2 separate regions of the Homo sapiens genome follow, and region 2 is linked to region 1. A link is a loop called in an ENCODE intact Hi-C map of the cell type or tissue named here. Cell type or tissue: Caco-2. All regions are shown on one strand. Links, peaks and the distances in the headings refer to the core of each region. The heading gives the core; the rest is flanking DNA. Region 1 holds the start of LOC105374531 (a long non-coding RNA gene). Region 2 has its middle 11 kb from the start of LINC01913.

The links. A loop is a pair of places that touch in the nucleus more often than their neighbours do. Peaks named below come from ENCODE experiments on the same cell type or tissue, not always from the same donor. Only the 100,000 strongest peaks of a DNase experiment are listed, where the experiment ranks them.
Region 2: a loop joins it to region 1, with 3 times the contacts of the local background. A loop is called at or near these places in 107 of 110 quality-filtered maps.

Annotation. Positions count from the first base shown.
Region 1 is chr2:42,085,146-42,100,736 of GRCh38, forward strand. It overlaps LOC105374531 (a long non-coding RNA gene), which reads right to left and starts at 12,648. Exons shown (of 2, transcript XR_940001.1): 1 at 12,472-12,648. RefSeq lists enhancers at 1,405-1,464, 13,817-14,136, 14,327-14,386 and a silencer at 14,507-14,596. In Caco-2, for the core only: CTCF peaks have their summits at 10,964 (motif pointing right) and 11,192 (motif pointing right); DNase peaks (open chromatin) are centred at 7,046, 7,386 and 10,966.
Region 2 is chr2:41,858,804-41,874,394 of GRCh38, forward strand. It overlaps the pseudogene RNU4-63P. Among named protein-coding and RNA genes, the nearest start is that of LINC01913, 11 kb to the right of the region's middle. RefSeq lists a silencer at 11,015-11,114. In Caco-2, for the core only: no CTCF peak of the experiment used is centred there; DNase peaks (open chromatin) are centred at 6,615 and 6,906.

The DNA of each region.
Region 1 (15,591 bases), core at 4,003-12,002:
ACTAAAAATACAAAAATGAGCCAGGCATGGTGGCAGGCACCTGTAATCCCAGCTACTCGATAGGCTGAGGCTCGAGAATTCTCTTGAACCCAGGAAACAGAGGTTGCAGTGAGCTGAGATTGCATCACTGCACTGCAGCCTGTGTGACAGAGTGAGACTCTGTCTAAAAAAACAAACAAACAAAAAAAGAATTAGATGATGCCCTTGCAGTCTCTTCCTGCCCTAGGATGTCTTCTTCTGAGTTCTCTGGCCCTTCAGAGAAGGAGAGAGGGGAAGCTGCTTACTAAAGGCCCCATTGGCAGGCCCATAATCAGGAGCCTGGTACACTCCAAGGAGGTCACAAAGAGTGTTCCACTGATTCTGGGATGGGGGTGACATGGACCAAGTCAGACCTCAGGACGGGCCACTGCCCAGGCAGGACCTAGCTTCTGGGAGCCTATCTAGGCTGATGGAGATCAATGAGGGGAAGGGAGGATCCAGAGGTACACAATCTTCTTCTCAGGAATTTCCTACAGGAAAAAGGGCAGCAGAGACCTGACCCTTTCCAGTGTGGGGGCTGTGACCTTGGCTGTGCCATAGGAGCCATGACAGGCCTGAGATAGAGTATGTGAGCTGGGGTATTGACAGGTCCTGTCATTGGTTTGCCAAGTATTTTCAAGAACATATGACCTGTCACGTACAGTGGGAGGCACAGGGAATGCAAAGGTGAATAAGACCAGGGTTCTGTGAGAGTTTGCAGTGGGATATTCCAATGGGGCGAGCCATGGGATTTGCAACAGGGATTGCAGAGGAGATTGGGAAAGGATCGTAAAGGCATTTGTTAAAAGTTCCAGGAATGAGGTGTGAAGGACGGCATGTGGTCTTTAATTAAGACCTGCAGTGGAGGCTATGATGGGATTGCCTGTTGGGGATATAATGGGATGTTTTGGGGTTGGTCCAGCAGCCGTAAAATGGGAATATAATGGGAGTGTGTTGGTAGATATAACAAAGTATGTGTGGGGTGGGGGTCGATAGGATAATCCATTGACAGAGCAGCCTTTCCTGACAGCTCAGATGAGATCAGATTCTTCCTGTTGATATGGTCTCATAGTATCATATTTATCATCTATTACACTTCCCACAATTGAAATGAGTCCATTGTTTTGTACTTATTTGCTTAATGTCTATCTCCTTTACTAGGCTGTAAAAGCTGTCGGGGCTGTTGCCATGGAGGGAGGCATGGGTGTTGCTCACTACTGTACCCCATTCTCCTCCCCGCCCCAACACACAGCCCAGGACTGGGCACATAGGAAGCTCTCAATCAATAATCACTCATGGAAAGAATGGATGGAGACAGGATCTAGAACTAGCTTAGCTCCATGATCATCAAGGTGGTCAAGCCCCCTCCCCAAATCCAGACCCAAATCCTGCAGGGTTGCTCAATGTCCTCAGAATAAGTAACGGTTTTGTTATTGAATCTGGAGACTTTGGTTTCATTTGAAGGGAGGTGTTGCCATCTGGTGCCAAATTGGAGAAATACACTGAGAGAAAGTTCCTTCTGCTCCAGTTCTAGCAGCCTCCACTGACTACCCGCCCGGTGACCGTCAGCCAGCCTTCAGCCCCAGCTGCACAGAAATCAGTCCCATCTTCTCCCACTGCCTCGGGAAGTCAGGCAGCAAGAGTTCAGAAAACAGAGACCATGCAGGCCCTGTGCTGGACTACCCCTTCATCAGTCCCTCCAGTCAGCTCTCAGGTCATCATGGGCGCACCCTCACTCCTTCCTAACTTTGAACCCAAATGCTCATCCTGAAAAGCAGCAGCCCAGTGTGGGAGCAGGAGCCACAAATGAAGCTTTGATTCCACAATTAACATATGAGAAATTTCTCATCATCCGAGATTTTATTTTGGTCAATCCAGTTGACCCGCTCTGGATGGTGGGCACTGATGGAGATTTTGGAGACAAAAGACTTGTTTCTATATCATATCCTGTCATTGGCAGATGAGTATATTCCCCAGAAGTTAACTTTTTCCTCCTCTTTCTCTCCTCTGTCCTTGCCTTGAAAGCAAACACCGCTTGGCTCACACGACAATGGGGCCCAGACTTTTTTCAAGTCCAACATTGAAATCAAGCTTACAAAACAGAGAAAATGGAGATTTAATCTGCAATATAAAAGGATGAATTGCTTTACAATGTGAGTCACTACAGTTTCACTGATTCAACAAATATTTGTTATGCTCCTACTGTGTGCCAGGCATCTTTCTAGCCACAAGGAAATCAGCAGTGAATAAAACTCCAGCTCAAAGGGGTCTACATTCCAATGGAGCATCTCTCACCATGGAGCTCCTTATCCTGTGTCCTCTCCTGAAAGCAGGAGCAGCATCAGCACCCTCCTCACTACCTCACCTAGCAATATGCATATGACATCTTAACAAGAGGACTGAACATTGAAAGGACGGCTTCACAGGAACACAGCTGCTCTATAAATGGAGTGTATATTTAAATTGTCTTTATATTTTATGGAACATGTTTTATTTGCATTATGTCACTTGGGTGGGGGACAGTGGCAGTGCCCCAAGGCCATCTCATAGAAGCATGCCAGCTGAGTACAAACACTGCATTCACTAAGCAAACCCAGATGCATGGCAGCTGCCTTGTTACTCCCCAGTCAGACCCCTAACACATTTTTTTAACTTATTGTCAAAAGAAAAACTTTTGACAAATTAAATTTAACAGAACTTATTTTAGCAAAGAACAATTCATTAATCAGGCAGCACTCAGAACCAGAAGAGGTTCAGAGAGCTCCCTTTGTAATGTGGGCAGTGAGTACTTTAGAACAGGGAAGTAACTTAAAAAAATAGCTTGATTAATTACAGCTAGGCATTTGCTTTATTTGGACGTGGTCTGGTCAGCTGTCAACCTATGATAGGCTGAAGTTCAGCTGCTTGTGACTCGCTGAAACCCAGCTATCTGTTAGAAAAAGTATAGTAGTTAGATTTTAGTACCTACTAAGTTAGGTCACAGATCATTACATAGAAACTCAATGTACAAAGACAGGGTCCAGGGCCAGGCACAGTGGCTCATGCCTGTAATCCCAGCACTTTGGAAGGCCAATGTGGGCGGATCGCTTGAGGTCAGGAGTTAGAGACCAGCCTGGCCAACATAGCAAAACCCTGTCTCTACTAACAATACAAAAATTAGCCAAGCATGGTGGCACGCACCTGTAATTCCATAAAACAAAAATTAGCTGGGCATGGTGGTGTGCACCTGTAGTCTTGGCTACTTGGGAGGCTGAAGCGCGAGAATCGTTTGAACTCGGGAGACGGAGTTTGCAGTGAGCTGAGATCACGCCACTGCATACTACAGCCTGGGTGATGGAGTGAGACTCCGTCTCAAAAAAAAAAAGAAGAAAAAAAAAAGACAGGCTCTAGGCCAAACTTAATTTAACACTATCAAATTAGAAAATATATTTTTGCCTATGATACTAGTCACAACCAGAGATATTAGGAGAGATGAGCACTCCTTATGTATTGCTGCTAGCACTGAAAATTGTTAGAACTACTAAAAATCAATCTGACAATATATTTAAAAACCTTGAAAAATATTTATACATACGGATTTAGTAGTTCTGAAGACATCTATACTACAAAATAATCTTAAAGATTTATGCACAAAGATTTTCATTTTAGCATAATTTACAATAGCAAACAAATTGAATCCACAAACATTCAACAGAGAATTATGTTATATTGGTATGATGTAAAAGTAGGCAGTCATTAATAATGATGTCACAGGCCGGGTGCGGTGGCTCATGCCTTGTAATCCAAGCGCTTTGGGAAGCCGAGGCAGGTGGATCACCTGAGGTCAGGAGTTCAAGACCAGCCTGGCCAACACAGTGAAACCCTGTCTCTACTAAAAATAAAAAAATTAGCCGGGCATGGTGGCCCACACCTGTAGTCCCAGCTACTCAGGAGGCCGAGGCAGAAGAGTTGCTTGAACCCAGGATGCAGAGGTTGCAGTGAGCCGAGATCATGCCACTGCACTCCAGCCTCGGCAGCAGAGTGAGATTCTGTCTCAAAAAAAAAAAAAAAGTCACAAATAATTTTTTGTGACATGGGGGAAAATATGTATCAAAAGTAGAACGCAAAATCTTATACATAATAAATTCATATCTATTTATTTAAAAAAAAAAAAAAAAAAGGTAAAAAAAAAACTAGAAGGAAATTACCAAAACATTGAAAGTAGTTAACTGTTGCTGGCCCCTAACCCATTCTATCTGGGAATTCTGAGGTAGTCATGGCCAGGGGGTATGTCATGGGCCATGTATGAGTTGTCATGGCCAGATGCTCCAGGGTGGAGCATCTCTGGGTGTTCTTCAGCAGAATGCTGCCCCCTAGCGGGCGGCCCACATCCTGGGCAGCTCAGGAGTCACTGGATTTCCTCGCGCTCCCGCGCCACCACTCTACTGTCACCCAGCGCGGCCCAAGTCAGCCCTGCCACCAACGCCCGCCGCGGTCGAGAAAAGGCACCCCTTAGCATTTATGGCTCTATTAATTTTCCAAAGGGTGGCCCGATTCTTTTAATTTCACTAGAGCCCTTTCTCTTCAATGACTTTTAAAATCTTCCCCCCGGGGCAAAGTTGAAGGACATAGAATACTACCCACTCATTCCACCTTAAAAGCATCTTCTGGAGCACCTTCAACTGGTACCCAGCATCTTGATCCTTCCCTACCTCAGGGTTAAGTGCTCCCCCACCAGAGCAGTTAATGCCAAGAGAGACTGTCCACAACGTCATTCTCCACCTTTCTCAGTCAATTGTGTCCTCACCACTGATCTCAAATTTTTGGTCACTGTTCCTCCCAGAAGACCCACAATATTTCATCCTTGTATCCCGCAATTCTTACCATGGGTGATAACAGTCAGCTTCCCTAGGGAACACTTACTGTAAATAGGCCAGATATGTGGAAAGATCTTAAGTTATTAATACCAATAAATAAAATAAATCACAGCAAAAGAAAAATTGGTCAATTAATAAATAACTGCTGTGTTGAAACACACACATACTCACCGCCCTTTCTGTAATAAAAAACAACTAAAAACATAAAAGTGAATGTCATGTGTCTGTTTTAAGGTGACGAAGCTAATACCATTGACAGAGAAAGCACTTTAAGGACCAAAATAGAAGGGAAGAAGCTCATCAAACAATCCCAGCTGAAGTGCTGTGGGCGAGGAACCTTCAGGTCCTGCCATGGAGGCAGGCCTCAGGCACAGACATTCTCATATGTGTGCGTAACAGAAAGGAGATAACTGCATTTCTCAGCACTCCTTCCAAGGAGCAGAATGAGCAATGGAAAGAACACTCCGAGAAGCTGGTTGGGCGGAGGTATGGGCAGGTGGTTGAGGCACACTGCTGAGGATAACAACAGATGCTCAAGTGACACAGGATAGGGTCCAGCTATGCTCTAAGGAGACAAGCTGTTGTTTAACTGGATGGAGGGCACATTTAGGGCCAGAGTATGACTGCTCAGAACTGTAGAGCGAGGAGGCTAAGATTACAAGGAGGAAGGCCAGGGAAGGAGGAGACACTGGGAGGAGTGCAGGAGAAAAGGGGAAAGGCCCAGGGTCTGGCAGGTAGAGACTTGAAGGAGAGCAGAAGTATCTAATGGAGATTAGCTCTTCCGCCTAGGATGTAGAAAACTGGGAAGAGCATTGTTCCAACCTTAATGACAAGAGAAAAATGGATAATCTACAAAATTCTTGACTTTTCTTGAGTCTATCAGGAGCTGAGGTTGCAATGCAACTGAACAGCCTGAAATCTAAGGAAAGATGGGAGCCTCCAGAGAGAGATGGGTGCAAGCATGAGCTCCCCTGTGGCAGAGCAAAGGAGGAAGAAACTCAAGCACCACAGAAGTGGGGTGTCAGGTCATTGAGCTACTTACAGAGAAGCTAAATGGTTGTGAGGCTTGTTTCTGTGCTTTATTGGGGTGGTTCTAGAGCAGTGTTCTAAATTGGGTGTGATTTTGTCCCCACCCCAACCCTGGGGATATTGTCAATTTCTGGAGATATTTTTGGTTGTCACAATTAGGAGCATGCTACTGGTATCTAATGGATAGAAGTCAGTGATGCTGTTAAACATTCTACAACGCACAGGAAAGCCCTCTACAACAAATAATTATTCAAGCACACACACACACACAAATATAAATAGTACCAAGGTTGAGAAACCCTGATCTAGAGTACCTTCGCCCAGTTAGTTTTACTCTACCTTCACCCAGGCCAGTTTTACTCTATGTAATGGACTGAATGGTTGTGTCCTCCCAAAATTTACGTGTTGACATCTTAACTCCCAAAGTGATGGTGTTAGGAAGTGGGGCTTTGGGGACATAATTAGGCTATGAAGGTGGAGCCCTGATGAATGGGATTAGTGCCCTTATAAAAGGGACCCCAGAGAGCTATTTTGCTGTCTTTCTGCAATATGAGGATACAAGAAGTTAGCTGTCTGCAGCCAGGATGGGCCCTCAGTGGAACCCAACCATGCTGACACCCTGATCTCAGACTTCCACCCTCCAGAACTATGAGAAATAAATTTCTATTGCTTATAAGCCACAATTTCTATTGTTTATATCCCAGCTTGTGACACTTTGTTATAGCAGCCAAAACTAAGATATCTTACTACTAAGATCTCTACTAAATGCTCCAAACATGCAAGAATGTCTCTCCACACTCCACTCTGGCTAGTTGAAACTTGCACATCTTCCAATCTGATGAGATGTGAGCTCTGGAAATTGTTCACCTTATGGCTTCCCGGTAGCTGTGTTGCTAAAAGCTGTTCACCTGGCTTAGCGGAGTCTTATCCCACACACGCACAGCTTACTGTTTTGCCAAAATTCAAGGAAACCCCATGCAGATTGCTGGAGCTCCTTCTCTGCATACCTCCCTTCTCTCCAGTACTCTGTCCACAAATTCCAGCTGCCTCAGCCTAGCGGACTTCCAATCTCAACACATCAACTAAATGAGGACTCCCAACTCTGTTAGGTTCCCCTCTCCTGTGCTTGCTCTGAAAAGTGCCTCCAGGCAGAAAGCCTGAGTGATCAAAGGGTTCTCCACGCGTCTCTCCCATTTCTGCATATCTTACAAGCCAAGGCACTAACCACCTCTGTTCCTATCTTTTCAAGAATGTTTGTACAGTAAACAGCTGTGAAAGATAGAGATTATGTCTCCCTGTGGAGGAAAGGGTAGGTTTGTGTATTGTCCACTGCTAGAAAGATATTGTCTTCCCCCAGGACAAAGTTCAAGTAGGCAAAGTGCCCATTTTGAATGCTCGTGGTTCCCTAAGCTCAGGGTTCCTCTTCTGTAATGCAGCCCTCTACATGGGCACATGCTACTCAGACTTCTTCATTACTCACAGAAACAGCAGTGGCCAAAGTACAAACATTTGCCCTGGTTCTTTGAGTCTCAGGAAGTTGCACAGGAACCAGGGCAAATGTTTGTACTCCGGCCGCTGCTGATGCTGTGAATAATAAAGCCCTTTGTCTCTGACCTAGAAGTCTTTTGTCTTCTGCCAGCATCCGTGAAATGGTAGCAAGCTAACTTGTTAACTTACAAATACAGTAAATTTCAGACTCCTTCACAATTCTTGACATACCTACTATGTGTGAGGCTCTGATTGTAAGAGGGGTACCCTACAAAACATAGATTATAAACTGCTCTTCTGCAGACAACAATCTAGTATGAGATAAAGATTTTAAAAGACAAACATATCATTTTTAAGTGGCAGCAAGTATCAAGAAAGAAATTAGGAAATTGCAACAGAGAATGACATGGGGGACAATTTTAGATTAAGTAGTTAGAGGAGGCTTCTCTGGACAGGAGACACTTAAACTGAGTCTTAGAGATAAGAACAAGCAGACCTATGGCAAGCAAAGGCAAGAGCCTCCCAGGCAGAAGGAATCACATCTACAAAGGTTCAGAAGCAGCAAAGAGTTTGGCACATTTTGAGGAATTAAGAAATCAATATGATTAAAGCATAGTGACCATGTGGGTGCTAGGTAAGCATGGAGTTAATAGGCAAGGTCTAAATCAGGGACCTCAATCCTGGCTGTACTTTAGAATCTACCAAGGAATATATCAAAAATATCAGTGCCCCAGGTCCATCCGAGAGCAATTAAATCAGAATGTTTAGGTGTGAAACTCAACCTCTGATAATCTTTGAAATAGTCCTAGGTGATTCTAATATGCAGCAAGGGTTGAAGACCACGGATCTTGAGGCTGCCAGAGCCTCGTAGGAGTCTGAGTTTTATTGAGGAGTTCAGATTTGAGTTAAAGTGTAATAAAAAGCCATTGAGGCCAGGTGCAGGTGGCTTATGCCTGTAATCCCAGCACTCTGGGAGCCTGAGGCAGGTGGATCACCCAAGGTCAGGAGTTCAAGACCAGCCTGACCAAACATAGTGAAACCCTATCTCTACTAAAAATACAAAATTAGCCAGGTGTGGTGGTGCATGCCTGTAATCCCAGCTACTTGGGAGGCTAAGGCAGGAGAATCACTTCAACTCAGGAGGCAGAGGTTGCAGTTAGCTGAGATCGCGCCATTGCACTCCAGCCTGGGCAACAAAAGCGAAACTCCATCTCGAAAAAAAAAAAAAGCCATTGAAGGGATTTAAGCACAGAAGAGATACCATGTTTTAAAAGGATCTCTCTTGGCTGCTGTGAGAAGGATGGATTGGAGGAGTTCTGTGGTGGAAGCAAAGAGATGAGCTGGGAAGTTAATCAACTTGTCTAGACAACAGGTGAAAATGGAGGCTTGGACTAGGGTGTGGCTATAAGAAGAATACTAGGAAACATGATTGGATGAGTAGAGCGGAGCCAGATCACAAATACTCTACAATATCAGATTGAGGAAATTAGGCTTTGTCCTGCGGGTATCAGGAGAAGTGGGATATTTAAGTATCACGAGTTGGGATTACATCCAGATGCAAGTCATAGAAAACAACTTGCAGTGGCTTAAACAAAGGTTTATTTTTCTTACATAAACAAGGAATCTAGAAGTAGTATCATTTGTTCAGTTGCTCAAGGTCAAGAGCAGCATCTTGGTTATTCCCTGATGGTTGCAAAATGGCTGCTGCAGCTCCTCTGTAAACAAATTCATGGCAGTAAGGAAGGAGAACAGGTGGCACCAGCCACCTCATCAGATTGGAAGATATACAAGTTTCTTTTAACAGGCATTGGCACATGTTTCTAGAGACCACATCCACCATTTTCACTGGTTGTAACTATGACTCCCTTTCCTAAAGGGAGAGCAGACAAGAAAAGATTTAGCTTTTTCTAGACACTATCATGCAGGGAAGCAAAAACTGCTAGAATTCTGAGCTGATGAATAACATCCTCAAAGAGGTGTTTTAGGAGGGTACAGCCCAGGGGACAATAGAAAAAGTGGAAAGAGAAGAACTAGCAAACCAAGCACATTAAGAGGCAATTGATGAAGTAAATAGGATGAAGATCTGAATTGAAATGAAGACAGCAGAAATTAAAAAGGGCTTAGCTGAAGGGATGTGTCTACTCACAGCTATAGGCCTAGAGATGTTTTTCTGTGCTTTCTTGTAAATGTGTATAACTTTTGCAAAGATAGAGAAATGTATATAAGTAGATGTGCATTTCTGTAAATTCATGTTCCTCTGTGTCCATAACTGTGTCATTTATTTAGCAAATATTTATTGAGCCCCTCCCTTTGTACAAGGCAGCATGCCAGGCACTATGGGGGAACACTAACATCGGTCAACCACAAATTCTACCCTCAAGGAGATTACAGACCAGAAAAGGAGAAAACACGCATCCCCAAAGAGCCAAAATGCAAGTTAGTAAAATGACAAATATCATAAAGTTATGAAAGTTCAGAAGAGAAAGTCATTCCCTTAGCTGGTAGAAGGTTCATCTGAGTTGCTACAGGCTTGCACCTGCAGAAGGTGGCATCTGAGCTAGGTCTTCTTTTGTTTTGTTTTATTTTGTTTTTGAGAAGGAGTCTTGCTCTGTTGTCCAGACTGGAGTGCAATGGCGTAATCTCAGCTCACTGCAACCTCCGCCTCCCAGGTTCAAGTGATTTTCTCCTGCTTCAGCCTCCAGAGTAGCTGGGATTACAGGTCCCCGCCACCAGGCCCAGCTAATTTTTGTATTTTTAGTGGAGACAGGGTTTCACCATGTTGGTCAGGCCGATCTTGAGCTCCTGACCTCAGATGATCCACCCGCCTCGGCCTCCCAAAGTGCTGGGATTACAGGTGTGAGCTACCGCGCCCAGCCTGAGCTAGGTCTTAAAGAATTAATAGGCCAGGTGCAGTGGCTCATGCCTGTAATCCCAGCATTTTAGGAGCCCGAGACAGGCAGATGGCTTGAGTCCAGGAGTTTGAGACCAGCCTGGGCAACATGGTGAAACTCCATGTCTACGAAAAAAAAATTAGCCAGGCATGCTGGCATGCACCTGTGGTCCCAGCTACTCAAGAGGCTGAGATGGGAGGATTACTTGAGCCTGGGAGGCAGAGATTGCAGTGAGCCTTGATCGCACCACTGCACTCCAGTCTGGGCGACAGAGTGAGACCCTGTCTCAAAATAAATAACTAAATAAAAATAAAAAGAATTAATAGAATGGGGGGGAGGAATGTAGGAAGGGGGCAAGTGACAACACAGCATTCTTGTCTAATTGGCTAGAAAGGGTGGTGAAAAATAAGCCTGGAAGAAGTAGATCCAAAGAACTGCATCTTCTTTTACAGACTAGCAAGTATTTACTGGACTCCTACTAAGGTGGAGGTACTATGCTGGAGCCTACATTTCTACATTTGTGTTTCTATGTTTTCACATATGTGTGCCTGTTTGTGAACAAGTATATGTTTTACTCTGTGTACACAGCTGTGTCTCCCTTTGTATGTTTTAGTTGGCATCTTAATGTGTACATTTACACAAAACTTTGTGTGTATGTGCCTACATATGCCCAGCAGGTGGCGCCCAAAATCATAACTAGCAAGGAAAATTTTACCATTGTATTCCCATACCCAGCACCATCTCTAACAAATTGAAGATAATAAATATGTATAGAATGAGTTGATGAAATGCTAACATGCCCCATGGAAGAAATGGGGGAAGGAGAGAAGTTCAGAGAGGCTGACCCATCAGCAAAGACCCCCACAAAGGGTCTGTTGGATTCATGGTCACACTCATAGAAGTCACAGAGGGGTCAGCAGGGGGATGTATGATAAAACAATAAAACGTATTGTTTGCTATCACCCCTAAGGCTTCTCCTCCTCATAATGGGGCATCTAACCCTGATCCTTTCCTTCAGCTCACTTTTATTTAGTGCCTAGTGAGTACTAGGACCTATGGGAAACACCACCTCTGCCCTGTAGGAGTTTACAATCTACGAAGAGAAATAAAGCTTATTAAGAAAATAATAATAACAGAGCTGGGCACAGTGGCTCACACCTGTAATCCCAGCACTTTGGGAGGCCAAGGAAGGAGGATCACTTGAGCTTAGGAGTTCAAGGCCGGCCTGGGCAAATGGCAAAATCCCATCTCTATAAAAAATTTAAAAATTAGCTGGGTGTGGTGGCACACGCCTGTAGTCCCAGCTACTAGGGAGGCTGAGGTGGGGGGATCACTTGAGCGTGGGAGGTAGAGGCTGCAGTGAGCCATGAGCGTGCCACTGCACCCCAGCCTGGGCAACAGAGTGAGACCCTGTCTCAAATAAATAAATAACAACCAATACAACCCTCTCTGCCTACTGCTGAGGAAGTTCCATCGCACCCCGTATGAGAAGTGCTCTGTTAAGGACAGAGCCATGGAGCCAGAGGAGGGTCCAATTGATCTTCTTAAGGACCTTTTGATCCAGAGGTCTCTGCCCAGTGCACATCTGGCCCTGGCACCTCCTCCCTAACCCTTTCCCACCCTGGCTCCTCCTCCCTAACCCTTCCCCACCCTGACTGCTTCCTAACCCCTCCCCACCCTGGCACCCTTCCATAGCCTGTCCAGGAGAAAGAAGGCCTCTGATTGCCCACAGTGACTCCTGCTCTGGTCATTTCACACAAGAACATAGATAGCACCATCAATATTCTCTTTGCTCACTTCACAGGGGAACTGAAACTTAGTTTTGTAGGAAAAACCTTGAACGAACAAAGATCTAGTAAATGGGACCAATTTCAGGTCGCTGCGCACTATGAGGGCTGGCAATGCCAAACATGCTAAAAGGCTGAGTTGTCATCATGGCTGGTTCTGGCTGCTCAGTCCTCCCCATTGCCTCGGTCCTTTCTCCGCGCTTCCAGCAGCACTTGGTGACGGATATATGATGCCACTGCCGGTCAAGGCTTCCCCATGAACCTCTGAGGAAATCCACATACCTCAGTCTGGCACTCAGGGCTCTCTGCAAAGTGGACCTCACCTCCTGCTCCAGCCACTTCTCCCATTATTCCTCTGTACCCACCTGCACCCCACACTCTCAGCTCCCCAGATATACTCACACTTTCTCTCCCCTGCACCTTTGCTGAGGCGGCTCCTTTTCCCTGGAAGGTCCTCCTTTCCCATCTCCACCTGACAAATGACCACCGCCTTTCAAGGCCCACTTCAAATGCCACCTCCTTCCTCATGCCTTTCATGCTCCACCCCAACCCAGTGTAGCCTCTCCCTCCTCTCTTGGCAATTGTCATCCTCAGCTTCATTATTTTAATGTTTATTATTCAAATACCAGATCCTTCTATTAGACGCTAAGCACTGCAAGGGAAAAATCTGTTTCTTATTCACCCAGCATCCAGCAACCCATCTGACATGGAGTAGATGCTCAAAACATGCAGAGCAGCCAGGCGCAGTGGCTCACGCCTGTAATCCCAGCACTTTGGGAGTCCAAAGCCAGCGGACCACCTGAGGTCAGGAGTTTGAGACCAGCCTGGCCAACATAGTGAAACCCTATCTTTACTGAAAATAAAAAAAAATTAGCCAGGCATAGTGGTGGGCACCTGTAATCCCAGCCACTCAGGAGGCTGAGGCAGGAGAATCGCATGAACCTGGGAGGCAGAGGTTACAGGGAGCTGAGATCGCGCCACTTCACTCCAGCCTGGGTGACAGAATGAGACTCCATCTCAAAAAACAAAAAACAAAAACAACTTTCAGAGGTGCTACAGCTAAGTCTGCTGTGAATGTGGACAGCTGTACTTCAATGCTACAAGACACAGGAGCAATGAACCGTGAGCTTCAAAGGGTCCACACACTGATGCTCTTTCCATGACAAGATAAAAATAAGGCCACACTGAGACCTACCAGGTGCCAAGTACCTCCTGGCCCTAACTCCCCCCACCCCCACCAGGCTCCTGGCCTCCTCAATCCTCAAGGACTGACCACCTAGAAAATCTCTCTCCTTCCCTTCCCTCTCCTCTGCCATGCCTTTCCTTCCCCTTCTCTTCTTTCCTCTGCTGTTCCTTAAAGCCCTGGGGCTTCTGCCCCCAGAACCCTGAGGGGAAAGTCAAAGGGCTGAGGGAGCCCACCCGCTTCTGAGCAGTGCAATGAGGAAGTGATGATCAGAGGTCACTGTCTTGGTCAGTTCCTGTTTCTGAAGCAAAGATGCCAAAATCTGTTCCTTTTTCTTGTGAAAAAATATTGGGGTTTTGACTTTCAAAATTCCCGGAACCAATGCTGTCACTGTGAGTTGGCTGCGTTTCTGTCTGCCTGTGTCTGTGTGAAAGGTCTGCCAGGGCCTCCTAGGCCTGCTCCTTGTGGAGGAGTGTCCAGAGGCAATGTTGGAAGTGACATCTCATTCCCTGACGCTCCTGAGTCCCACAGACGCCCATCAGGCCGGTCTGAGGAGGGGCAAGTGCATCAGGACAGACCTGGCTCGGGTCTCCTATTTCCTCCCAGGGCCTGGCAGAGGACTTGCTCTGAAGGGAGCCCCTCCCCAGGCCTAGATCAGGCTACTTGGAAGTCCCTGAAGTGGTGGAAACTTCAGCAGGCCACTCGGGCTCAGGTGATGTGGGCTAAGTTGGGAAACTCCATCTCTGTTCTGCTTCCGAGCTTGAAGCCATCCTACCCTGGAGGCAGGCAGACAAAGCCACCACCATGCTTGCCCCCAGCCTTGGGCCAGGGCATACCTCCCAAGCCCTGGTTTTATTTGAAATGGCTGGACAACACCACTTCATGTAGAGATCATGGATCCATCCACCTTGTGGAGCCCTAAGCTGAGAAATGAGGTACACCAGCATGGGGAGCAGAGGTGGGGGGATGGTGGGCTACAGAAACAGGTGCAAAGCAACTAAGCCAAACTCAGAGCCTCAAGCCAGGGTAAGAGAGAGAGAGTGGGGGTTGGCATTGAAGTTAGTATCAAGGTGTGCAGTTCAGAGTGGTCTTGGGGAAGCGGTGGTGCTAGACCCTCTGGACTGGGCCCACCTCGGAATGGCAGGTAAGAAAGGGCAGGGCAGGGTCTGGGTAGCAAGTTCTCTGTGTATGCAGGAAGCAAAGATGAGAGCTTTCTAGCAAGTTTCACATCTGGCCTGTGTTTCCTCTGGTCTCTGCTTTCATTTATACTGTCCCCACCCAATTCCTTCCTCTTTCTCTCATTCATTCAACAAACAGGTGGTGCATTTACTGTAAGGCAAGCACAATTCTAGACAGCAGGTTTGGATGTGTATCCCCTCTAAATCTCATAATGAATCGTAATCCCCATTGTTGGAGGTGGGAAGGTGTCTTGGTCATGGGGGTGGGTCCTGCATGGCTTGGTGCTCTCCTCACCATAGTGAGTTCTCACGAGATCTGGTCATTTAAAAGTATGTGGCACCTCTCCCCCCATGCTCTCTCTTGCTCCTCCTCTGGCCATGTGAGATGACAGCTTCCTCCTTTGCCCTCCACCATGATTGAAAGCTCCCTGAGGCTTCACCAGAAGCTGAGCAGATGACAGCACCATGCTTCCTGTAAAGCCTGCAGAAACATGAGCCAATTAAACCTCTCTTCTTTATAAATTGCTTAGTCTCGGGTATTTCCTTATAGCAACGGGAAACTGGCCTAAGACAGTAGGTCCACAAAGTTAATAAAAGATTTAGCCAATCTCTGCCCTTATAGAGCTATTGTCAAGCTGGGGAGATAAGTTCACAAGCAAATATTCATGATCCAGTGTGAAAAGTGCGATCACGTGGCCGTGGAAGCAGATGGAAGGAGTAGAAGTTGCGGGGATCAAGGAATAATTCATAGAGAATAGACGCCATTGGAGCTGGAAACCAGAGAAGGGCAGGAGGGTGTCAGTACAGCAGTCTGCAGCGGGAAGGGTTTAGGGGTGCAGGGCAGATGGTAACGCCTCTCAAACGCCACTCTTGACTGGATCTGACATCCTAGTGGAGACTGATGGAGGAAAGAGATCATGGATCCATCAATCAGTCCCTGTTCCAAGTGCCAGGGGCCACCTTCCTAGCAGATGTTATAGGGGACCCAATCTAAGACCCTCAATTCACCTTCCCCTCTTCCACTTCCCCAGCCAAATCATGTTTTTGCTTGTGTCCGGGGGAAGCTGGGAGCTTTCTCAAGCTAACCCAACCCCCAGGTTTTCCATCTTCTCATGCCTCCACTCCCCAGTATAGTGTAAAGCGGCCTCCTCACTCAGGCCC
Region 2 (15,591 bases), core at 2,829-10,828, 230 kb before region 1:
TTCCAATTATGGAATTGTAATTATTATAATTCCAATTATGGAATTGTAATTATTATAATTCCAATTATGGAATTGTATGGAATAGTGGAAGGGGAAGCAGGCACCTTCTTCACAAGGCAGCAGGAGAGAGAGAGAAAGCACAGGGGAAATTGCGACTTATAAAACCATCAGGTCTCATGAGAACTCACTCACTATCACGAGAACAGCATGGGGGAAACTGCCCCCATGATCCAATCACCTCCCACATGTCCGTCCCCCAACATGTGGGGATTACAATTCAGGATGAGATTTGGGTGGGGACATAGCCAAAACATATCATTTCTATAGTTATTTTTGGCTTCTCTTAAAACAATATCTAGATTGATACTCTAATCCATAAGTTCTTTTAACTTTTTCTGGACTGGATTATTACAAATAAAGAAATACCAATATATTGGTTTGTTTAGATTGCTCTTCAATCAATACAATACCTTAATCTAGAATGGCCACAAAACAGTCGTAGAAGTCAGTTTTCAGATTGTATATGTGTGAACCTTCTCCTTCATAGTCATGCAAATGTTTTTGTTTTGTTGTTCAAATTTCCTTGTATTTTGCTGGAATTTTACTTTTGTTTCATATTTATCATGCATCTTTTTTATTTAGAATAACAATTTTCTTTAAATCTTTAGATATATTTGTAGAATCCATTTAAAAGTGAAATAAAACTTAGATCATGGTTTTGTTTTTTTATTTTTCAGTTAACATTGTTTACAGCAAGCTGTAGTTCATAACAAGTAACTGAATGATGAGATTTAAAATTAATTTCACATTCTGCCAAAGACTGAGATTTGCTCTTTGAGGATTTTCTATGGTTTTGCTTAGCTCTATTAATGTATTTCATATCTTGCTTAATTAAATCTAATTGCTTTGACAGTGTTTCATTAGAATTTCCATTGTGTACCTAAGCGTGTTGTAAGGTCAGATTTGGTGTGTGTTTCATCATGTTCCACCTTTAGAGAGATATAGAAAACAATGTAAATAATACTTGAATTGTTCCAAGGAATACCATTGCTATCAGCACAGGTAAAGCTGACATTTCCTTGTTAAAATTCAAACTACAGTTCAAAGAATGCTTCTATATTTTCAACCAGAATTCTGGATTGCATACCTTTTTCTTTAACAACCTTATTAACATCATTATCATAGGCTTACCCTCAATAATCTTTTAAATCAATGGCTAAAATTTAAAGCTGTGTCTTTAAGACAAAAGCTGCATTTTTCGAAAGTGTAAAACCAATAAAATACTTATTAATTTCAAGTTCCTTGTTTGCCTCTCCAGATAGTTTAACAATGAGTATCATAAATGTGAGTCATTCAGGCTGGGCATAGTGGCTCATGCCTATAATCCCAGCACTTTGGGACCCTGAGGCAGGAGGATCACTTGAGGCCAGGAGTTGGAGACCAGCCTGGACAACATGATGTAACCCCGTCTTTACTAAACTACAAAAAGATTAGCTGGGCATGGTGGCACACGCCTGTAATCCCACCTACTCGGGAGGCTGAGGCAGGAGAATTTCTTGAACCTGGGAGGTGGAGGCTGCAGTGAGCTGAGATCGTGCCACTGCACTCCAGCCTGAGCGACGTGGCAAGACTGTCTTACACACACACAAAAAAGTGAGTCACCCAACTTGACTTTTGACCGCTGCTAGCTAGTTGAACTGAATAATATTTGCTTTTTTAAATGTTAAATATTGTTATCATTTTATTATCCTTTAATTTAATAATCTCTTTTAATTCTCAATCCTCAATAGAGATCATTTGTGTGTGTTTTTAATCTCTTTCATGTTTGATCACCCTAGCAGCAAATTTTTAAGTCATTCATACAAAACCCAGAAAACTTCATTGTTTTCCATAAAGAATGTATTATTAAGGCTATAAAAGCATCATTTTGTTTGGCTAAATAACATGTTTCTTTTAGGAATATTATGGCAGATGTTCTTTATTGGTGTTTACTTGTCTTTGCTGACTACTACTCATTGTCTGCTGTTTATTAACCTTTTTTTCTCAAACAATTGATTGTGTGCTTTTTGTGTGTGCACAGGGATTTCCTCTTCTGGCCATAATACATTATTTAACCAAAGCTAATCTTCAAGATTGGTGATAATTGGTATAGAATTCACAAAATATTTTGTATTGAACTTAGCATATAAAAGCCAGTTTCTATGACATCTTTCCCAGTTAGAAGAGTTTTGATGTAAAATGGAATACTGGATGTCCTACCATGTTCATCCAATAATTGTAACCATTCACTTGGATGGGACTGTGTTTTGAGGACACAGTCTCCTGCTATAAGAAGGCCATTTTGGTTGGGTGTAGTGGCTTACACCCGTAATCCCAGCACTTTGGGAGGCTGAGGCAGGAGGATCACCTGAGGCTAGGAGTTCGAGACCAGTCTGGCCAACATGGTGAAATCCCATCTCTACTAAAAATGTAAAAATTAGCTGGGCGTGGTGGCACATGCCTGTAATCCCAGCTACTCAGGAGGCTGAGGCTGGAGAATCGCTTGAACCTGGGAGGCGGAGGTTGCACCACTACACTCCAGCCTGGGTAACTGAGCGAGACTCCATCTCAAAAAGAAAAAAAAAAAAAAAGCAGGCCATTTTCCTGAATCAGCCTCCCACAGGTACAGTAAAGCCCCCAAGGTTTCAGTTTCATCTTTCTCCTCCCATTGGGCTAATTTCACGAATGTAGCTTCCTTTGTGTCTCCCAGGCAGGCACAAGTTGCATCCATCTGTGGCTTCTGAATTGTGAATTTGATATGAATAATTCCCCTTTACATTCTCATTGTTTTGATCACTAATTAGATCTACATTAAGTAAACAATTTGTAAGGTCCTGTGTAAAGATTTTTTGTGGGCTAGTCCAACAAATGCCTACTCACTTTTACTATTTCTCCAGTGTTTGCAGTGTTAAGCAGATTACCTCACTGATTTTGTTTCTTTTCAGCTTCTGAACTTCACCCTATTTTATCTTTTTATCCCAATCTTGACTTATATCCATTTCTCAATAATAAAGAGGATTAAAATGTGATTGAAATTTGTCAATATAAGTATATTTCATCAAATACATAAAATTTTTACATATATGTATTAGTCCATTTTCACACTGCTGTTAAAGACATACCCAAGTCTGGGAAGAAAAATAAGTTTAATGGACATACAGTTCCACGTGGCTGGGGAGGCCTCACAATCATGGTGGAAGGCAAGGAGGAACAAGTCACTTCTTATGGATGGCAACAGGCAAAAAGAGAGAGCTTGTGCACGGGAGCTCCTCTTTATAAAACCATCAGATCTCATGAGACTTATTCACTATCACGAGAACAGCACGGGAAAGACTTGCCCCATGATCCAATAACCTCCCACAGGGTCCCTTTCACAACATGTGGGAATTCAAGATGAGATTTGGGTGGAGACACAGCCAAACTATATCACAATATATTTTTAATTTATTTTAATAGTCTTTTAATACTTAAAATTATCTATGAAAATTAAAAGGCAGATACAAATTATAATTAATGAATATAACTTTTAAATAATGGTGACATTTTAATTTAATTTCCTGGAAATTTAATTAGGTCATATTTAACGTTTTTATAAAAATAAAACACACTTTTTTTTCGAGATGGAGTCTCACTCTGTCACCCAGGTTGGAATGCAGTGGCATGATCTCCACTCACTGCAACCTCCACCTCCCGGGTTCAAGCAATTCTCCTGCTTCAGCCTCCCCAGTTGCTGGGATTACAGGCACCTGACACCATGCCTGGTTAATTTTTGTATTTTTTTTTTTAGTAAAGACAGGGTTTCACCATGATGGCCAGGCTGGTTTCCACTCCTGATCTCAAGCAATCCGCCTGCCTTGGCCTCCCAAAGTCCTGGGATTACAGGTGCATCCTTTAATTTTAAGTTGCAATACAGCATTGCAATTCTAGCATCCAAAATCTAACTGGTTGGTTGCCTTCTGAAGTAAAGAATGGATGCTATGCCTCACACATGTTATATGGAGATGTACATAGATACAAATTAAGAGTAACATCAGTTGTTTGGTGTTGCAAATATTCGTCAGCCCTTGGATGCATTTGTTGCAAATATCACACAGGTTCCTGAATAACTCCAGCACCAAGAATTTGAAGTTGGAGAAAAGTAGGAAATGGGATACTTAGCACTTCTGGAAAATATTTAGTAAGAATCTATAGCATTTATATTACCTGAGATGAAAGTTTTCAAAAGTTTATTGGTAGTTTTCTTTTCCCTACCTGTGTTTCTAGCACTGAAATCCTCCCTGAACTTGGATCAGTGTCATCTGATAACTGTAGCAACACAGCCCACAAACATACTTCACATGGGAACACAGATACCTTTCATTTCTAGGACATACCACTCGGGACAAGTGGAGAAGCATTTACTGGAGTCTGAATGGTGTTACAGAGCAAAAGTTTAGGGTTGCAGGTCACTCCACACCATTGCGAAGTGCCACACACCTGAATGGCATTTTCTGCATGCTCATCACAAGTGGGCCTTCTAGAGCCCTCCTGCCCTAGCCCCTGGCCTCACCTCCTTGACAAGAAAGGCACTTTCTTATCTTTCCCAAGAGAGCCCCTTCCTAGGCTTCATCCCTCCATGCCCTAACACAGCATTTTTCAAGACACCTCCCCTGGGAGTCAGAGGCTCTGAGGATCCACTTGAAAACCCTACCTACCCATCCCTATCTGCAGCCTGAGCCTCTCTGCCCTATTTACTTTACCTCAAGAATATTCACCCTTCCATATCAATTAAGAGGTTGTCACTGCACCAAGGTTCTGCTCTGGCATTTTGGCCAAATGGAGCCAGACCAAGCAACACATGCAGACTGACAGCCAGGTAGGCTAAAGATTTCATGACTCTTCATCCAATGTTGTGTTGTTGTTTTAATATTCAGAATCAGTGTAGCACAAAGCTTAAAAAATGGAACCCTGTTGCTCCACTGCCTGGGTTGGAATTCCGACCCGGACCCAAGCTGTGTGACCTGAAGTCAGGTTCCGTATCCTTTCTCAACCTTAACTTTCTCCTCTGTAAAGTGGGAATACCACACAGCGTTGTTGTGAGTCATATAAGCAATGACATACATAAACTACCTGGGCTCTGCCAGGCGTGGTAGCTCACACCTGTAATCCCAGCACTTTGGGAGGCCGAGGCGGGCAAATAACGAGGTCAAGAGATGGAGACCATCCTGGCCAACATGGTGAAACCCCATCTCCACTAAAAATGGAAAAATTAGCTGGGCATGGTGGTGTGTGCCTATAATCCCAGCTACTCAGTAGGCTGAGGCCAGAGAATCCCTTGAACCTGGGAGGCGGAGGTTGCAGTGAACGGAGATCATGGCGTTGCACTCCAGCCCAGGTGACAGAGTAAGCAAGAATCCGTCTCAAAAAAAAAAAAAAAAAAAAAACTACTACCTGGGATCTACTAACACTCCATAGCTACTCTTTTTTTTCTTTTGTGAGACAGGTCTCATTCTGTCACCCAGGCTGGAGTGCAGTGGCACCATTCTCAGCTCACTGCAGCCTTGACTTCCCAGACTCAAGCAATCCTCCCACTTCAGCCTCCTAAGTAGCTGGAACTACAGGCGCACCCCACCATGCCCGGCTAATTTTATTTTTTGTAGATACAAGCTCTCATTATGTTTCCCAGGCTGATCTTGAATTCCTGGACTCAAGAAATCCTCCCATTTCTGGGCCTCCCAAAGGGCTGGGATTACAGGTGTAAGCCACCATGTCCAGCCTCCTTTCATTATTTGTTTGACATTTGGTTACATATTTAGAAACAATCTTATTTTACAATAAAATGTTATACTTCTTTCTTTAGGCTTAGAACATGATATTTATCATAGGTAATTTTCCAAACCAATTTACTGGGGAAAGTGGGGAGCATAATAAAAGGTCTTAATTTTGCATAATAAAGTATATCATTTGTAACTAGCATATATATTGGGCCAACTTGTCACAGAATTGCAGCAACTGCAAAAGCCAGCATCAAGCAAATAGCAGCAGCTGGACTCAGAGTTACCAGAGTGGCCTATAAACGTGTCATGCAAAAAAAAAAAAAAAAAGTCATATTTGCATGTATAAGTCAACTGGCAGTATATTCCTGATGTGGTCCACCAATGTCTGGATGCCCCCTATAGACTGGCACTCCAGCTGATTGAGACTGCCAGCCACTCACCTTGCCTGGTACCTGGTTTTTCTCATGGCCGCTGCCCTGGGCAGCAGCTGCCCACAACCCAGGGGCTGGCATTGACCACACCAGTATCGTCTAACAGCCTACAGCACCTACATGTCTTTTTCTTCAGAGCTGTGTGCCTCCTGAGTCCTGTCACTAAATCCCAGTTTCTAGCGCCTCCGGTCTAGGTTTGCTTTGGCTGGTTGTTGTTTTTTCCAGACCTACTCTGAAGCCACTGAGAACATATGCTTACAGGTCTACAATATCAAAATACCTCAAGTGTACAGTAACACTCAAACTTGCCTTCAAGAAAAGGGAGCCTTGTTCTCTCAGCAAGCCCTGGGCCCCAGTGCTGGGATTTGTCTCCACAGGACGTCAAATAGGTCAGTCTCATCCATTTAGTGCAACAAAAACCAGTCAAACCAGTTGTTTGGCATCATGTCGACCAAGCACAAATAAACTAGAAAACAGATGGTGACCAAAAGAAAGAGAAGCTACACATTTGCGTAAACTGTGGGTCCTATTATCTCTGAGAGACATGGGGCACATTAAAATTTAGGCTATGTCTAACCAGTTTCCCCAATCAAGATTACAGTGGTTTCAACCTTGTATGGGGGTGATGAGGGCTAAGCTCTGTATTCTACGCGCAGCGTAGGAGTTCACTCAGCCCCAGCCACACAGCTAGTGCCTTCCCTCTGCAAACATTCCACAAATGACCATAAACATCCCACAAATGACCATTTCCATGTGAGCTTTTTAACATTTGGCCTCTCAAGCCTTAAGAAATTCTCCACTCTTCAATTTCTAAAAGTAAATCACATTTGGGCATTTTACAGAAGGTCAAGAAGTTTTGCCACCTACATCAAAGACATACATCTTTCCTTCCCTCCTCTTACTTTTGAAATGATAGCCAAATTGAGAGGAGCCCTTCAAAGTCTTCACAATAAGTCTTGCACAATAAGAAAAGGTTCTCTGTGTGATCACTTAGCAAACAATTATCCATTTCCTTCTCTTTGTCCCAGATTTAGAGCCTAAAAATTCATCTTTTGTTTGATATTTATTTTGAGATGAAAGAATACTAGATAAAGATGTATTCTCTGATTTGCTAACATGCAGACAAAGTTTTCCCCATATTCGTCCAGTTACTGAAAGGGAACCCTAATCCACATGCTATTATTTTCCATCAGTGGACTTTGTCCTTCATCTATCTCCTTCTTCCCTTCTTCCTCCCACTTAGTCTAGACATGCCTCTTTTAAATGATCGACATGGTTGACAAATTTCCATGTTATTTCTTTGAAAAAGAATTGTTTCTCTTTGTTATATACGTAGAAGAAGATTAAAGTGTACAACTTATCAATGTTTCCTACTGTATTATTTCGTTTTCATGCTGCGGATAAAGACATACGCAAAACTGGGAACAAAAAGAGGTTTAATTGGACTTATAGTTCCACATGGCTGGGGAGGCCTCAGAATCATGGCAAGAGGCAAAAGGCACTTCTTACATGGCAGTCGCAAGAGAAAATGAGGAAAATGCAAAAGCAGAAACCCTTGATAAACCCATCAGATCTGGTGAGACTTATTCACTATAAGGAGAATAGCAGGGGAAAGACCAGCTGCCATGATTCAATTACCTTCCCCTGGCTCCCTCCCACCACACGTGGAAATTCTGGGAGATACAATTCAAGTTGAGATTTGGGTGCGGACACAGCCAAATCATATCACCTACTGAATTGCTATTATTGCATGCAGTTTTTTTTTAGTAGTTATCACATTCCAAGAGGAAACACTGTCACTATTCATAAATTTACCACACACTCAATTTATTTCTCCCATATTTATTCTACTAAATCTTGAATAAGTGACATTAACTTTTTGCCTAATTTTTCTCCCTTGAAAACAAATTGTGTCTAGCTTGAGTTTTGTCTTCCAAATCTCCACATTCTAAATCCTCATCCATCTGCCTATAATGAATAGTACTTATGCTCCCCCCACTTTTTGAGTGTCTCTTTCAAAAAATCTTACCAGAGATACAAAACATTAACACAATGTTTAAACCTGCTGATGTGGAACAAGCATGAACTTTCTGTTCAAACGCACTGCACAGAACGAGCCTCAGTCTTCTCACATTTAAAGCAGTCAGATTCATTAGACTTGAGAGACAGTCTCTGAGTTCCTCTGCTACTCAAATTTTTATTTATCCTTAGTCATTCTCACAGGACAAAGGCTGCAGGAACCTTCTGGTAGAAAGAAACAAAGACAGGAGAAATCAACAGAGACAGAAATGGAACAGTAGCAAAAAGGAAGCTGTCCCAGATCCAGGCAAGAAAGATGTCTCAGCCAGGGCAAGCCCCATCTGGGGAAAGGAGCTCTTGTCCTGTTGGTTCCTCCCAGCCACAAATACCAGCACACGTGTACACTCCACATAGACAAACCCCACTCTGCAGATACACACACACCGCACACATACACAGCATCAACATCCACACAAAGAGCTGGCTATGGCTCCTTCTCTCGAGTTGAGCCTGTATTTGACAACTGTTGAGGAGGCGGAAGCTGGGGGTGGCCAATGAATAAGAAAACAAAAAATGAGCTTTGTGTGAGAGTTCACTGGGATCTTACAAAATGTCTTTTTAATCCTGGAACTATTTTCTGTTGTGTGGGAGGAGAGGAGCAAGGGTGATGCCTGGAGATGGAGGTCTTGAGGAGGACGTGTGCAAGTTCCTAGGGAGGGCAGAAATCAAAAATGAAAGTCAAGGTCGGGTGGATGACACAGGGTAGAGAGCCAGTGAGTCTTCACAGCACCCTGGAGTCAGAAGGATCTGCTGGTTCTGCTCAAGGCTGGGATGCACTTTACCTAGATCCTGGAAAGCAACATAAATCACTGCCTTGACTGGCCACAGCTGACCATGGGGATGGGGGTGATGAGGGCTAAGCTCTGTATTCTATGCACAGCATAGGAGTTCACTCAGCCCCAGCCGCGCAGCTAGTGCCTTCCCTCTGCAAACATTCCACAAATGACCATAAACATCCCACATATGACCATTTCCATTTGAGTTTTTTAACACTTGGGCTCTCAAGGCTTAAGAAATTCTCCACTCTTCAATTTATAAAAGTAAATCACATTTGGGCATTTTACAGAAGGTCAAGAAGTTTTGACACCTACATCAGAGACATACATCTTTCCTTCCCTCCTCTTACTTTTGAAATGATAGCCAAACCCCAGCGGTTTCATTGCCTGGGAGAATGCTGTGCCACACACAACATCTGTAAGTAGTTAATTTTCCAAATGGGAGATGGTCACCACAGATGCAGAACTTTTAAAAATAAACATCAGAAAAATATTACTCCAGCAAAAATGAAAGCCTAGAATCCACGTGAGTGGGTGGGAGGTAGCTGGCGCAAGGTAGATCAAAGCTGCATCCTAGTCTGCCTGGCCATGCAAAAGCAAGAAAAATAGAACCACAGAACTTCAGAGCAAAAAAAAAGAAGGACCTTTGGGGGGTATCCTAGCTCCCATATAATAGGGAAATTAAGGCCTGGGCCAGGAAGTGAGTGCCTATCTGTGTTGGACTGGAGCTCAGGCTGAGAGCTTTCTGCTCTAGAATAAGCCTCATTTTTATTAGGGTATCTTAGCTTTTTCCCTTTTAAGAAAAATAAAAATCCTCTGACTTAACCACGGCCTTTAGCCCCTACATGGGGCCCTTTTGAGGTGGGCGGGGGACTCTGGTCCTGGCCTCCTGAGATGGGTGTATCCCCTACCTACACCCCTCATCATGCATGCCCTGCATCTGGATGGCAAGCCATGAGAACCCAGGACACTGCAGAGGCCAAGGCTAGAGCAAGACTGACAAAGGCCTAAGAGAGGGAACTCCACTTGGGCAGCTACTTCTTATCTATTTTATGGAATGAGGTGGCCAAGCTTGAGAATCTTGTGCCCTGAGACTAAAGAAAGCCTGATCACTGTGACCAGCATGAGTTATAGAGAGGTTGGGGCAGGGCAAGCTGGACATCCAACTGCACCCACATCCTCCCACAACCATTCCTCTCCTGCCTCAACATGAGACTGGTGCCTCTGGACAGGAGCAAAGTGAGGCACAAAGTATGTCCCCTACACACAGACAGGCACAGAATAGGCATTCAGTAAACCATAGTTCAGCCAGGCAGGATGGCTCATGCCTGGAATCCCAGCACTTTGGGAGGCCAAGGCAGGCGGACCACCTAAGGTCAGGAGTTCAAGACCAGCCAGGCCAACATGGCGAAACCCCATCTCTACTAAAAATACAAAAATTAGCCGGGTATAGTGGTGGGCACCTGTAATCCCAGCTACTCAGGAGGCTGGGGCAGGGAGAACTGCTTGAACTCGGAAGGTGGGGGTTGCAGTGATCCGAGATCACACCACTGCACTCCAGCCTGGATGACAGAGTGAGACTCCATCTCAAAATAATAATAAAATAATAAACTGTAGTTGTTTCGGCTTGGAGTGAAATGGAAGAAATATGAGGGACAGATAGCACATTTAAAGGGATCTATTGTTCCAGCCCAGATGAGCCCCTGGACATTCCTGTGTGTTATGCTTTACCAGGTGCCTTATCACTGCTTTATCCATCTCTTCCCTACAGGTGGTTTTCTGCAGGGAGGCTCCAAAAGACAGAAGCTGAGTTCTGCCAGAAGAAAAAGGGAATGGAATATGTAAAAGAAAAGGATAAAAGAAAACTGGGGACAGACAGGCAAGGCTAGTAGGGAAGGGGGAGTGGGGTCTCTGGGGAGAAGAGAATCCTCAACCTGGGAAGAAGGGGAGGCTTGAAAGCAGAGGGGAAAGCTATGGAGGTCTGGAGGGCAGAGGAAATCCCAGATGTGGTGGCCAGCAGGGGTCGCTGATGCCCCACCAACAGCCTTAGGGCTGGGGAAGACTCAAAGGGAGGAAGATTTTCAAAAGCTCAAGTGGGCTTCACTCCCTCCCCTACCCTCCACCGTCCCCTCTGCCCCAGACTCTTCCTTATGGCATTGAGGTCTCTCTTCTAGGGTTCTGGAGGTTCCTTTCCCTGTGATCCTTTTCCTGAAAGTGAGCAAGATAGCCTGGCCAGGCAGCCCTGGGGGTGATGGAGGCAGCAGGTGGGGAGAGGCCTCCTGGATTTGCCCTCCAATGCTGCTCCCATGGGCACCCATGGAAATGGGGGTAGGAGGGCACCTCTGACCACAGGCTGCTGATGGGGTTGGCGCAGGCAGAGGAAGGGAGGGAACTGCTCTTCCTGGCTATCCTTGTCAAATAGCAAATTCAGAGCAGAGCCACAGCGAAGCCTGGAGGTAGAGGAATGCCCCCCGGCCAGCAGTGGTTCAGGGCCGTGCTTAGGAGCACCAAACCTGAGCCTGGGCGCTGCATGCTCCGAGGGCCAATCCCAGCACACACTGTTCCCCCACTGTCTGAGGCCCAGCACCTGTTGTCTAGAATCAGCGTCTACTTGCCTCTAGGCAGACACCCTGACCAATTCTCTACCCTCCTTGGCTTCTCCATTTTCAGTTCTGCTCCTCAGACACCAAAAGCTCCTATCACTACAACCTTCCTCATATTACCTTTTCCAAGATTCTGGCTTAGCCAGTATTAGTTACAGTTCAGGTCAATCAATGTCCTTCAAGAAGAGTTTAGGAAGACCTGTGTGTCCCAAGTCCTAATCACATCTCAGAATGGTTCTGCCACAAACTCTGAGATTCTTTCAAAAAGCATGTATTGATCTGCTCTTGCTTTCCTAGGGCCATAAAAGAGGCAGGCTTATGGAACCAAGTATGTTGCGCCTCTGAGCTAATGGTTCCATCTTTGGAGGCCACTCCTCAGGGTAGTTCTTAACTGACAGATGACCCCCGACATTAGAAGAGATGCCAGCAGAGTCCAGACCTGGGGTAGGACCCTGAGCTGTTTATCCCCAACAGTCAGAAGGAAGGCTGCACTGTCCCAGGGGCACCCAGCCTCCAAATGAGCCTCAAGGAAGGGTCTGGAAGGCCAGACAATACTATGGTCAGATTATGGACTTGGGAATTGCTGCAGATGCCATTGGGGGTAAGGAAGATTAGGAAATTCTGGAACTCAGGAGCTGCCCAGGCAGCCAGACTGCCTCTGACACACCCAGTCCTCATTTGGATTTGAGGAAAGGAGACTTGAGCGCAGGAGAAAGGCACCCAGGAGCCTGTGAGTCGTGCCTAAGCCTCTGGATCCCACATCTGAGGAAACAACTTAATGTAAGCTTTGAGTGGTGCTACCACCGTCGCCTCTGAGGTTTAACCGAGGCGCGATTGTTGCTGATTGAAAACATGAGACCTAATTCCAGCCCCCTCCTCCCTCCAGTGGCAGGCGGAGGCTCCACATCCATTTCCTGCCTTGGTCAGAACTGGCTCCGGAATGGGACAGGGCTGCCTGTGGCTCCAGCTGGGGGAGGCTGAGGTGAATAAAGACAGTGATGGAGAGGGATCCAAGGGAAACCAAGGATGGATGTGAAGAGCTGATGCCACCTGCCACCCATCCAGGTGGAGTCCTCCCAGACTCCAGGCTCATGCCAAGGGAGGGTGTAGGTGGTTGCTAGTGTAAGCTAATCCTGTGTCTGTGATGCCGAAAAAACTATATAAATGCCCATCACCTCTCTGGGGACAGCCCTGCTCCCCAGCCATTCCCTATAAGAAGCTGCCCTTATACAACCACTTTCCCCCAGTCTTGGAGATGGTCAGCTCTGCAGAGCTCACAGAGAAATCAAAGATATATAGGGTGTTATTAGACGGATCCTAGCAAAGGGCAGGTTTAACCAATGCCCTCACATTTTATAACTGAAATTCAGAGCGGTTAAGCAACCTCACAGAACAAGATCTAGTCTGCAACTCTTTGCTTCTTATTTTTTGGGAAAGGGTCTCACTCTGTCATTCAGGCCAGAGTGCAGTAATGCAATGATAGCTCACTGTAACCTCTAACTCCTGTGCTCAAGTGATCCTCCCACCTCAGCCTCCCAAGTAGCTGGGACTACAGGTACATGTCTAGCTAATTTTTTTTTTTTTTAAGAGACATAGTCTCACTATGTTGCCCGGGCTGGTATTGAACTCCTGGCCTGGTCCCCAAGGGATCTTCTCGCCTTGGCCTCCCAAACTACTGGGAATATACACTTGAGCCACCGCACCCAGCCTAGTTTGCAACTCTTGACTCCTGATTCCTGAGTGCTCCTTCTCTGACACCAGAATTTTCCAGAAGGTCTCCGAAAGAGGTCAAGAAATAAGCAGCTCTGATCAAACTATTAAAAAATCAGCTTCAGGCCAGGCACAGTGGCTCATGCCTTTAATCCCAGCACTTTGGAAGGCCGAGGCAGGCAGATCTCTTCAGCTCAGGAGTTCAAGACCAGCCTGGCCAATGTGGTGAAACTCTGTCTCTATTAGAAATACAAAAACTAGCTGGGTATGGTGGCACATGCCTGTAATCCCAGCATGCGCCACCACACCCGGAGTTCTGAGAATTGCTTGAACCCAGGAGGCGGAGGTTGTAGTGAGCTGAGATCATGCCCCTGCACTCCAGCCTGGGCAACACAGCAAGACTCTGTATTTTTTGTTTTAATAAGCTTCAAAATTGTAATAAGTGAGTAGTCAATGTGGCTGTTTGCAGATAAACACACCAACATGTCATTTCATTTAGCATGATCCTGAGGGCCATGCCTCATGGAAAGCCATCCTCACACTTTTCTGTTTCCCCCTCAGTCTACTCCCCTGAGAAATGAAACCACATCCTGGCCTCAGAGGAATGCCTTGAGGTTGCCATGGTAAGACATATGTGCGGTAGTGTCTCACCAATCCTGAAATCACCTCTCCAGCTGACAGTCAAGGACAGGGAAGTGGAAAAGACCCCCAGACAGCCACTGTAGACCTCACAATGTCCGGGTTCCAAAGTTCATGCCAAGCAGTCACAGAAAGGCCTTTCAGACTCATTTGGATTCTTTTCATTCTTGCTTCACAAACAGCTCTAACAGACTTACCCTTCCGAATTTTTGTTGTTGTTATTATTACTTCTTTTGTTTAGTCCCTGGAATATTGGAAGCAGGCAACAAATTAGAAGAAAGATACTGAACTGCTAGTGAGAGGCATACTGGGAATCAAAAAAGTGAGGTTAGCTGAAAGACACAAGATAGCAACAAAAGCACAAATAGGAATCCCAAAAGCATAGAAAGCTGGAGTCATTTTAGTATAGAGATAAATAGCCATGTACATTTCAGTAGACCTGAAGGTATCACAGTGTTCCTGAGTCATCAAAAATAATTTCTATAAAAGGAGTCTTTCCATCCATCTTTCATCCCAAGAATAATAGCACAGCCTCATCCAGTTCATAGGATTTTCACTCCTATAAGTCAAGTAAGTTGTTCTCAATATCAAGAATGAGATTCTCCCTAGGGAATCTAGCCTGTGTTGACTCTTTCTCTTCACATGCACTGCACACATTCAGAGGCAACAGACAGAAGCTCTCTGCATTCCCACCCCCGTTAGCAGAGAAGAATATGACCGTAAATTAGCATAAAGATTCTTCAGAGACAAGGCACAGAAACAATGTATGCAGAATATTGGGGGAATGTCCAAAACACTTGAGCACGAACTGTTTCCAAGCTCCCATAAGCAGTTGAGCTGCTTCTATGTATCTACAAATAACCAACATGCTCCAGATAATCTTTCTTATTTATTAAAGGACACCCAAAGAGCCCCTCTGGGCCACTGTTGACTGATTACATCAATGGGTGGATGGATGGTAAATAAATAAACCTGGTGACATAGCTGGAGTTATTTGAAAACAACAAATCACTTTCCTTAAATACAGCCCTATGCAGACTTTCACTGATTTACACATTCCCCCCAAGGAATCTGCATCAGTGAGACCTGTGTTCATATTTATGTTTCACGTCATTTTAGCTGCTTATATTTTAAGATGACATCCAATATTTAGATGAAAAGTCAAGAACCCATCATGTTGAAGCATTTGAGTATCCAGATGGTTGGCATCAGTAGATATAAGCATTGTGTATCCATTCGTTGAACAAATATTTATTAAGTGTCTGCTCCATGCCCGGCTCTCTGCTAGGCCCTAAAGATCCCAAACTGAGTAAGATTGATGACTCAGTCAACTTCACAAAACCAAATCATCTTGAAGCAGAAGGAAGAAAGCAACTGTAACCTGTGCCATGGCTGCCACTGTTTTAGACACTTTTATATAATATCTCTTTTTGTTTCATGACAAATCTCCAAAAGTCAACCCTTAAACTGATGAAGAAACAAACTCAGAGAGGTCAGATAACTTGTTGAAGCCACACATCTAGCGAGGGTCACAGCAAGAACTGGAGCCCATTTCTCC